2 separate regions of the Homo sapiens genome follow, and region 1 is linked to region 2. The links are chromatin loops, found by intact Hi-C in ENCODE. Cell type or tissue: dorsolateral prefrontal cortex. All regions are shown on one strand. Each heading gives the region's core, and the rest is flanking DNA. Links, peaks and the distances in the headings are about the cores only. Region 1 has its middle 44 kb from the start of LINC01940. Region 2 overlaps HDAC4 (histone deacetylase 4).

Region 1 (5,365 bases), core at 93-5,092, 140 kb after region 2:
CTCCCCCTGGACCTGGGGCTTTTAGCTTCACTCCATCATCCTGCGGCTCTTATCCTGCTTTTTTTTTTTTTTTTAAAAAAAATATTTTCTTTCTCTTAAGCATCTGAAGAAGGGAAGGGAAAATTAAGTGGAATGTGCTTTGGAAATAATTCATCAGAGCAGCTTTCCCAAAGTGGGTTTTTTGTAGGATGACCAACTGTCCTGGTTTGCCTGGGACTGAGGGGTTTCCAGGGGTGTGGAACTTCCACTGCTAAAACCAGGAAAGTCCCATGAAATTCCTGGGATGAGCTGGTCACTTCAGCCCCATGAGTCTCTATTTGGTAGGATGCTAACAGGCAATACATGAAAATGGTTGGCAACAACTAGATGAAATAAAGTCAGATACATTTGCTGCAGGCCTTGTCAGAGCCTCTGTATGCTAATCTGTTATATGCTCATACATATTCAAAGCAGGGTGTCCTAGGTGTATCGGAGCTTAAGTTCTCTATTTTTCTAAAATTAATTAATCTAAGAAATGTGAAGTTTGATGAAGCTCAGTAGGCTGTGCTGCTCAGGATACCCAGACAGACAGTTTCTGGAAGAAGTGGATCGAGATGCTACTCTCAAATAGTTGAAACCTGCCAAGTGGTGGACATAGTTCTCTCCAAAGTGCTGTTAGTGGGGTGGAGGAAGTCCTAAGGTTCACTTTTGCAGAGCTGGATGCTGGAAGGGGTGTGTTTTCAGGTGTGTACAGCCGAGGGATATGTCCTGACCACCCCTCCTCAGTCCAACCCATCGAACACGGAAAGGACGTCTTCCTGGTGAGAGCAGGCAGATCCGGGTCTCAGGGAGGGGGCCTGGGAGGGGCAGTCTTCCAGTGCTCATCATTCTGCAGCTGGTGCATTGGGACATCCCTACAGAGACACATTGCATGAGGCCCCATGTAGGTGGCATGCCTCACACCCTCACTGTGGGGGCCACAGAGTTGAGCAGTGAGGCACGGGCACAGGATCTGGGGCTGCCTGACTGGCTGTGTGTTCTTGACATCCCCACCCCGTCCATCTGTGGAAGGGCACAGGGAGCCTTGTGTGACACCAGCACAACACGTGTTTGCTCCCCTTTGGTCTGCTTCTGCAGCAGCTGGTGCACACACCAGAGGTGTGGGGATGGGCAGAATCCCGGCGCGTCATAGCATCTGGGGGCAAGGCTGGGGTGAGGGGAACCTTCTCTGGACAGGCAGTCTAGTCATGCAAGTCACAGGGACTTCAGTCCCTGCTCAGGTGGCCATTGCTGGGCAACCTCTGGACTCCTCCTGACCCTGACATCTCCCCCTGTCTGATGGGGGCCTGAGGGTGCCTAGAAGCTTCTCAGGCTGGGGCTTGCATGCTCCTTGACTTGACTCCGGGCTCAGAGACATGGGGGTTGCTGGACATTAAGAGTCCGCTAGCGGCCTCACACAAGGCTCGGTTCCAGCGAGGAAGCAGATTCTGGGGGCTTTGAGCATCCCTGTCTAGCCTGTGGTAACAGGAGGCAGGGGGCTATGGGTGAGTACCAGGATCTGCCCTGGGGGCCTCTGCCCAGGTGATGGGCTTCTTTCCACCTGCCTCTGGCCTTGGCAGCCTCCCAGCTGTGGGAAGATCTGCATCTGCCATGACCTCCATGGAGCCCAGCCCTGGTAAGTGGCCAGAGACAGCAGCTGTCCTGGGGGAGGCTGCTGGAGCTGGAGTTCACTGTCCTACAAGGGAGGCAGAGGCTGGCATAAGCAGCCCTGCAGTGGGCATGGCTGGCCATGGTTGGCTGCACATCCATCTGCCCCCATACACCAAGTGCTGCACCAGGCTCTGTGGCCCCTCCAGGAATGAGCAGTGAGCCCCCAACCCAGTCCTTAGTCAGGTGAGAAGTGTGTTGCTGTGCAGCAAGGACCACAGGCCCTCAAGGACTTGGAGGCATCAGGAATTCTGTTCCCATGAGGACTCGGAGGACCTTCTACAACGGAGGGGGATGCCATCTTGGGTTGCTGATTGAGACTAAGATTTTTGAATAAAGATGAAATGAAGGTCACTCTCTGCCTTTCTGGGGTATTCCTGGGAGGATGGGGTTCCAAGAGGCACAAGTGTCCTGTGGGCCCTTGTGGATAACTAGCGGGGGTGGGGGGCCTGACTCTGGGATGTGTGTGAGGCTGAGGCACCCAAGACTCCAGCCCGGCCCCAGGAACGTGCCTCCAATTTGTTCAGCGGGCTGCCCTCACACTCAGTGAGGGCTGGGTAGAAGGTGGCACCCCAGAGACCAAGCAGAGGGTGGCAAGAGCAAACAGATCAGACAGCTTGACGTCAAGGACAGAGAGCCCTCATCCCCCATCTGAACCCAGGGCTCAACCCCGGCCGCAGAAGAGCAGCACAGCCTCTGTGGGCAGCTACTGAGGTCAGCAATGCTGCCCATGTGGAGGGTGAGGAGAAGAGCCCCCAAGAGCATCCAGTGACCTGGAAGGGGCCACGTGGTCAGCCCCTGAGTCAGAGGCAAAGCCTGCAGCAGTTTCAGGGGTTGGCCACTAGGTGGCAGAGGAGAGCCCAGCACAGTCACAGGGGCCTTAGGTCAGCCTGGCTGGTCACACCTGGCCTTCGGCCTCCTCAGGCAGGTGATTGAGAGAGAGGAGGAGGGAGAGCCTCCACCGATGGTCTACAGTGGGCATGCATGGGGCTGGGGTCTGCCTGGTACATGTGAGGGTTGTGTGTCCAGCCTTGAAGGATGGCTAAGGACTGGCTAAGCGGAGATGTAGGGGCAGGAATTCCAGGGAACTGGGAACTCCAGGGGCCGGGGTTGCAGAGATTCCAGAGAACTGGGAACTCCAGGGGCCGGGGTTCCAGAGATTCCAGAGAACTGGAAACTCTGTGAGGAACTGATGCAGAGACTCGGGGACCCAACCCAGCACAGTGCTCTTGGGGAAAGAGCCCATCTGAACCTCAGCCTGAAAGCCCTTGGGTTGCAGGGGCAGGAAAATCCTGCCTAGGTGTCCACCCACAAGGTCTGAAACCTGCTCTACCACCTCCTCCCAGCCAGCCCTTTGGGGGAACCCACAACCTCCCACCTGACACCCACAAATTCCTACTCTCCCCATGCCACGCTCCAGATGCCAGAAGCCCTCTACCTGAGGCACCCTCAGTGCCTTCTGTTGGCATCTGATCAATTCTGGGTCCTGGCGTGACTGGGGCTGGGTACTGTTGAACGATGCTGGGGGGATGAGCCTTCTCCCTCCTCTCACATGGCATGAAGGCAGAGGAAGGGGTGGAGAAGCCCCATGGAGTCCACAAAACCAAAGGGAAGAGAAAGAGGGAGGAAGAGGAGCGAGGTAGGGCCCCCATCTGGGGCTTGATGCTGTGTGTGCCTCCTCTGGCCGCTTGCGTCCTGCAGAATCCTTTCCGATTTTCCACATTATTCTAGGAGGTTATTAACCATTTTAATTTTTATCCAAGAAATGTGGCACACGTAGGCACAAATCCTACCCAGCTAAGTGCCACCCTTCCTCAGGCTCATCTTGCGCTGGAGTCATACATTGGACCACAGCACCATGAGGCAAGGTCAAGTGTCCCATTGGGCCGTCTGGGCAGGTCACAGATGCGGAGGACAGATCCCGATATTGCACATCACGCTCCTTTCCTCTCTCCCTCTCTTTCTCTTCTTCTGCAGGTCACCATGTTGCTTAGGTGATCACATCTGCATGGGATTGCTGGGAGGCAGCTTTTCAGTCCTGCAAAATAATGGGTGATAAGATGAGGGGCTCCCCCATCAGGGTCCTCAACACCCCAGGCAAGGAAGCTCCTTTCTCTTCTCCTTCCACTGGGCAGATCTTGGGCCTCGGGTGCAGGGCCACCTGGGCAGGTCGGGCACCTGAGAAGGACTCGCTTTGATCAGGGGAAGGTCTGGGAAGGAAAAGCCAGACCGCAGCCAGCGTCAGAATGGTGCAGCGGTGCAGGGAGGGGTGCAGGAGGCAGCTCCCTAGCGGACCCCGAGGGCCTGAGGTCTGGGGACTGGTGTCCACCCCTGCTTGCTCCTCCTGGCAGGCTGCGGGCGGCTGGTAACCGGAGCCTCATGCTGAGCCTCCCACTGCGACTCCTGATGGAGCTGGGAGCTCACCCTGTCATTAGGGCTGGGGTCAGCAGAGGTGGTGGGTGGGGCTTAAACAAACCCATCAGGGCCCTGACTCTTTCCTCTGGGGCCCGTCACATAAATTTTCATTGAATGCCACTGCATTTTCATCCAGGGAACTGTCAGGGATATTTTGAGAAGGAACTGAGGGTCAAATGTCAGCATGGCTGAGAGCTGGGGGTTGTACGATGTCAGACTGCAGAGACAGAGGGGCCCCCAGGGCACAGGGCTACTCCCTCCGGGGTTCCAGGAGCTCCAGCAGGCCCAGCCCCCAGGATGGCATTGGAGCCTCAGCCCAAGTCTCAGGGCTGACCACACTGGGTAAAGAAACGATGACTGTGGTTCACGTTGGGGAATCAAAGCCATCCTCACTGTCCTCTAAGTGAGCAAACACATGGCAATAGGGAATTTAGGACTCCACAACCACCCGTTGTTCTTTTCTCTGAGATCTGCAAGCAAAGCTTCATACTTGTAGGAACTTCCCCATTGTCAGGGCGTTCTCTCACACATTAGCTTACGTGTCTATCACTCTATGGATGAAGCGGGACAGAAGTGAGTGTCCCCTTTACACAGATGCAAAGACTGAGGCTTCATGGAGCTGGGAGGCTGCCCAAGGCCACTGGACACGGAGGAGCCCGAAGCTTCTAGCTGCCCCCGTGTCTATTTTATAAGAATCTCTTTAGCGCAATGGGCCCCATCAAGCCACCATTTCATGTAGGTCATTAAAACCCTTGAGCAGCCCTCAGGCTTCACCCACTTTATCCTCGAGGCAGGGAGATGGCCACAGCTCAGAGTGACAACGTCCTTTGTCCAATGTGAAAGAAGAGGGCTTGGAAATCTCTCCCAGCCCCAAAACCAGAGTCTGGGCTCCTTCCCTGACGTCCTGCAAGCCCTAACGCTCAGCGGCGCTTGTGCTTGTTTGCATTTGACCTTGGCGTCTGTATTTGGCCTTGAAAGTTGCCTTGAAAGTCTGCTCCAGGATTTCCAACCCAGGAGGAGGAGGCATGAGGGTTTCCAGGCCCTGTCAATCTCTGACAGTAACCTCTGCCACCAGGCAGCCCCGTCCCACACTTTTTCAGCATGAGAGATTACATTCACCACCTCTGCGGAGATGAACACCCTTGAGCAGGCACTGGGCAGGGCTGAGCCTAAAGACTTTGCGGCCAGAGACAGGAGGCTGAGGGAGTTGGCCTGACCGGTGAAGCTCGGGAGGACTTCATAGAGGAGGTGCCCCAGGAGTTGG
Region 2 (5,365 bases), core at 236-5,235:
CTGGGCAGCTTGCCCAGGCTCTTCACCGTGCGCCCCGCCCTTATCAGCCTGGATGAACCCACATTAGCACAGGTGCCCCTGGCCAGTGACCTGCCTGCGGAAGGCGTCTGTTCACCCAGCCTGGCCTTCCCTTTGTTAAGTCCTGGAAGACCAGGTGTGTGCAGCACAGACATGTCCCGGCAGGGCCTCGGGGCAGCCCTCCTGCCAGGTGTCACCAGGGGCCAAGGCCTGGTGAGAAGGGGCCGGGGCAGAGCTGTGCCCCGGAGGGCCACCTGGCCTTCCCTCGCATCTCTAGCCTCTGCAGACAGGTCAGATACTCTCCCCTTCACAGCGGTCCCACGTATGCTGACTGAGACAGGGTGGCATCCAACACGGGTTCAGGCACATTGCCTTTCCTGCTGCAGAGCCCCAGGCTGCCGGCCCAGTTGGTTCTGGGGCCCCCACCAGGAGCCTCTTCTGTGGCTGCCGCACCCTGGGGGCCCGTCCATGCTGAGCTCAGTGCTGTGGTGAGCACATGGCTGGCCTCTTTTCACAGTCAGAGGTTAAGTAGACCTGTGTACATGGGTTTTGCGTGTGTTTTCTAGCATATGTGTTCCAGTCCCTCTGGAAGTTTCTAAAGGCAGAGCTCGAATCTGGTGTTTCTTTGGAATCTCAAGTACCTTGGACAGTTCTCCGTCCAGCAGAACTGGAGTTACTATTGGTCCAGGACCAGGCAGACTTTGAGGGTAGGGGGCTAGAGTCGCCTCCTTCTAGAAGTCAGCACCGTCCTCCCCAGCACAAGTCCCACATAGAGCTCACCCCTGCAAGGTCCAGCCACCCAGGGCAGACCTCCTCATCACTGTTTTCTCCTCAGCCTGCTGCAGCAGGGCAGCTGCGCACGTCCCTGCCTGGGTCCTGGGGCGTTACTGTGAGCATGAGTGACAGGCAGGCCCTCCCACCCGCCTGGCCTCTGCATTCGTCCACGTTCTCTGGGCCTGGCCAGTCAAGGAGTCTTGGCAAACGTGGTATTTTTCTAAAGAACCGTCCCAGCTTCCGTCTCCTTCTAGGGAAGTGGTGGTTCCGCCACCACCCGGGGGCAGCCTGCCAGTGGGTGGTCGGCTCGCCCCTGGATGTGCGCTGATCTTGGCCCCTCTGCCCCGCCCCAGGCCTCGTGTATGACACGCTGATGCTGAAGCACCAGTGCACCTGCGGGAGTAGCAGCAGCCACCCCGAGCACGCCGGGAGGATCCAGAGCATCTGGTCCCGCCTGCAGGAGACGGGCCTCCGGGGCAAATGCGAGGTAACGCCGACCGGGGCAGGTGGGCAGCTGCGGCTTTGGGCACCATTAGAGGGGACCCTCGTGGGCCCGCGTGATTCAGGGTGTTGGTTTTGCAGGTGGTTCTTTGGGCTTACAGCCCCGGGGGAAGGGCCACAAGCATCTTCACTGTCTGCATTTGGGCGGGCAGCTATCTGCTGAGAAGCCCGGGGCTGTCTCCCTGGAGTCCCGTACCCTCCCTGCAGGAAGCTGCTGCCTCTGTCTGTGACCTTTCCTGATGTTTCGCTCCCACCTCCCACCTAGCAGGCTCTTCTCAAGGTCCAGGGCTGTTGCTTTCTGCCTCCGGGTCACTTCCCCAAGGAAACCAGTTCCCACCATGCTCCCCCAGGGCTGCCAGGAAGGAGCCACGGGGAGATCCGATTATATCTCAGATCAGGCCTGTTGGCTTTTTGTTAAAATAATTTTCTCTTTTTTTAAGATTTTGAAAAGCTTCTTCGAGAACACAGGGAGACCTCAGGCCCTTGGGGCCCTCCTCAGAGTTAAGGTGCTGGCGAGGCAGTGGGTCGTGAAGGGAATGGAGCTGCAGGCAGGGCCCTGGCCTGGTTTGAATTCAGCTCCCTTATGTGGCTGAGTCACACGAGGAGGCTTCGGGGATGCTGCAGCTCTGGCTGTGCCTCAGTTTCCCTGGCCGCCAGGCGATGGCAGCGGCCTCACTTGTTCTCATACAAGGAGGGCCCGGCCCCGCCTCCTGATAGGAACCAGAGCCCTGCCCCGAATCTGGCTGCAGTGGACTCCCAGGCCCAAGGAGGCAAGAAGGATCAGCCGATTAACACCTGAGGGCAGGACGGGGGCCGCACTTTGGTGAGGCTGTCCCAGCTGGTGCTCTTCACCCTGGAGGCAGCTGTCACAGGGGATCTTGAGCTCTTGACAGGGAGGAGGGTGTGGCCAGGCCCTGCTGATAGCGAGGGCAGGAAGAGAAGAGACTCCCGTCTGGGAGCTGGTGACCTTGGACAAATTTCCATTTCTTTGTCTGTAGAGAGGGGCTGGCAACACTGTGCAGGGTCGCACAAGGCCCCACCCATGCCAGGGCCCACCAGTAGAGACCTGCTATGTCCACTCCCCACACCAGGAATCCCACCATCCTACAGATAGCGCACAGGGTGGACAGGAACATCCACACCCACCCCTCCAACAGTCCTGGACACCCGACAGCCCAGGGCCCAAGTGGCTGTGGCAGAGATGAGTGAGCACGTGGAGCTGGCGTGGCACGGAGGGCCTCTGGTCTCCTGGCTTAGTTTCTGCAGGGTCCCGCCCTGCAGGTTCGCCTGCCCTCCTTTAGAAGCTGGGATATTTGTGAACTTTTAATCTGTGCCTCATCTTACCCCCCGTTTCCTTTACCAGTTTTATTGGTGATACATAATTTTCAGGGGGGAATTCTCTAAAAGTCAGGCCCAGGACCCTCTCCTGCAGTGCCCTCTGGGAGGAGGGAGGAGGAAGGCGGGGAGGAGCCACTGTAGAGGCTCTTGGCACCTGCTTCAGGGATCTGGTCAGGACGGCTGTGCCACTGGAGGGCAGCATTGCCCAGCAGACACTGGCTGCAGGAAACTCCTTCCCCACGTCCCTTCCCTCCACAGGACCAGACAGCTGTCCTGCTGCCCCTTCTGGGGACTGCCCAAGGCCTCCTGAGGCTTCCAGAGCTCCATAACCTGCTTCCTTGTCCCTCCCCTACATGTGCCCCCACCCCCAGGAGGTTCCGCTGAGGCCAGGGGATTGGGAGAGGGTCTCTCAGCCAGAAAAGCAAAGCAAATGCAAGCAAGGGAGGGAGGAGTGAGAAAGCAAAGACCCTGGAAGAAACAGCCCGCTCCTCCGCCCGCCCTCAGCTCCTCCGCCCGCCCTCGGCTCCTCTGCCTGTCCTCAGCACCATGGGTGAAGGTGCCAGCCACGACTGGGCCAGGGGCTGGCAGAGGGTCCCCAGGTGTTGGGGCTGTGGGACAAGACCTGAGCCTGGCAGGATCTCAGGGAGAGGAGAGCTGGAGAAAGACAGGTGGCTGGGAGACAGCCACAGAGGCGGTGGAGGCCATACTCCCTGGACAGCAGTGCCTTGCTCCCACACGTGGGGCAGCTCTCCAGTGCGGGTGCCCCTCCAGGTTCAGAGCGAGCAGTGTGCTAACTCAGCCCAGGGGGACGTGACGTCACCCACCAGACTTCCAGTGCCAGCCTGCCAGGGGTCACTGGCCTCCTGAGATGGCCGAGCAGAGGGGCCATGGGTACGGGGCATGGTTAGAGTGGGTACCCGATAGGAGAAGATGGGGTGGATGGGGCTGTGACTTCCCCAGTCCGCGGACCACTTGGAGGCCACAGCAAGACCGAAGCCCAGGCCCGAGGGCAGGGCCTCAGAGTCAGCACCCCTTCTCTGGGTAGACGACTGCCTGGAGGCCTGGGGGGTGAGGCCCTCCCCTCACACTGCTGAGTTGGCTTCGCGTGGTGAGGAAGGATGAGAGTGGGCTGGGAGATACTTTCTGCAAGCTTGGGACCCTGTCGATACTGGCAGGCCGGCCCAGCAAGACGTGGCTCCCAGTGCAGCTGTCTCGCTCCCTGCCTCACTCCAGAGCAGGCCTTGGGAAGCTGCCTCACACGTTCTGAGCAGTCGGGGGTCCTCTGAGTATAGCCATGTGTGTGTGCGGGCCCCGCCCTCCTGCAGAGGCTTCCCGGGAGCCAGAACAGCTCCTGGCCAATTTGCTTGCCCAGCTTGGTTTGTCCTGCCTCCAGGCACGGTGTCCAGGAAGGAGAGGAGAAGTGGGTGGGCTGGAAGTCAGATGCCACAGAGACCAGGGCCACCACTGGGATTTGCACCCTGCCCCAAGCCTGTGTTTGCTGTAAGGAGCAAAGACTCCTTCTGTCTTATCCTAGGAATTAAAGGGAGACAGAAATAACGAGGTCAGCCTCCCAAGAAAGCAGGAAGGGGCCACCATCACCACCGCTCCCAGAGTGGCTCTGGAAAAGCCTCTCAGGTGCTCAGTCTGAGCCGTCACAATATTGCACGCTACAGCCTGAGCCATCGCGGTGTCCCGCACGCACAGCCCGAGCCCTTGCGGTGTCGCGCACCTGCAGCCCCAGCCGTCGCGGTGTCGCAGAGCTTTTGGGGCTTTGATCCTGTGTCTTTTCTGTGTCCATTTCATGTGTTTGTAAGGAGAGGGTTTTTCTACTTTTCTTCTTTGCCTTATTCTAACATCAACTTTAATTTGTGAATTTCATTTGTGGTCTAACGTCAGATCTCTCTTTCTGCAATTCAGTCTCTTATCCAGTGGGTCGCTTTTGAGTGGGGAGGACACACATGGCTACCCTGCCGTTCTTTCACCCAAAGTCCACACTACATGACCTGCCTCTTGGCACCGCAGGGCACAGCCTGTGGTCCCCTACGGGGACCTTCCCAAGCGTGGGCTGCCTAGGCCCGTCTGTCCAGAGGGAACTTGGCCCTGGCCACAGCTGCCTGTGCCTGTACACACATGTGGGCTTCCTGAAGTCATTAGAAATGAGAAGCCCTGGCCAGGTGCGGTGGCTCACTCCTGTAATACCAGCACTTTGGGAGGCCGTGGCGGGTGGATCACATGAGGTCAGGAGTTCAAGACCAGCCTGGAACAACATGGCAAAACTCCATGTCTGATAAAAATACAAAAATTAGCCAGGTGTGATGGTGGGCACCTATAATCCCAGCTACTCAGGAGGCTGAGGCAGGAGAATCACTTGAACCCGGGAGATGGAGGTTACAGTGAGCCAAGATTGCGCCATTGCACTCCAGCCTGGGCAACGAGCGAAACTCCGTTTCAAAAAAAATAAAATAAAATAAATTAGAAGCCCCCGCAGCCGCCCAGGGCCCCAACTGCACCCTGACCCCTACCCAGAGAGTACGTCCCTCCTGCCTGGCTTTCCAGGGACATGTGACTTATGTCCCCAAAGTAGAAGCAGCACTAGGTTATGTGGATGGGACCATAGAGTCGTTTTTTACCACCGGAAGCCGTGTCACATCTTTTCTTTGTTAAACAAGAGACCTTCATAGAGGAAGCCCGGTTTTGTGGAATTGTTGTTCATGAGAAGAGAACCCGCAGAGCA

The links. Hi-C counts contacts between places; a loop is a spot of excess contacts. Peaks named below come from ENCODE experiments on the same cell type or tissue, not always from the same donor. Only the 100,000 strongest peaks of a DNase experiment are listed, where the experiment ranks them.
Region 1: a loop joins it to region 2, with 2.2 times the contacts of the local background. A loop is called at or near these places in 3 of 110 quality-filtered maps.

The regions. Positions count from the first base shown.
Region 1 is chr2:238,967,830-238,973,194 of GRCh38, reverse strand. No RefSeq gene overlaps it. Among named protein-coding and RNA genes, the nearest start is that of LINC01940, 44 kb to the right of the region's middle. In dorsolateral prefrontal cortex, for the core only: CTCF peaks have their summits at 2,314 and 2,516 (motif pointing right); a DNase peak (open chromatin) is centred at 2,524.
Region 2 is chr2:239,103,964-239,109,328 of GRCh38, reverse strand. It overlaps HDAC4 (histone deacetylase 4), which reads left to right. Exons shown (of 27, transcript NM_001378414.1): 15 at 1,146-1,279. Among named protein-coding and RNA genes, the nearest start is that of MIR4441, 21 kb to the right of the region's middle. In dorsolateral prefrontal cortex, for the core only: a CTCF peak has its summit at 2,812 (motif pointing right); a DNase peak (open chromatin) is centred at 2,828; H3K27ac peaks cover 3,315 bases.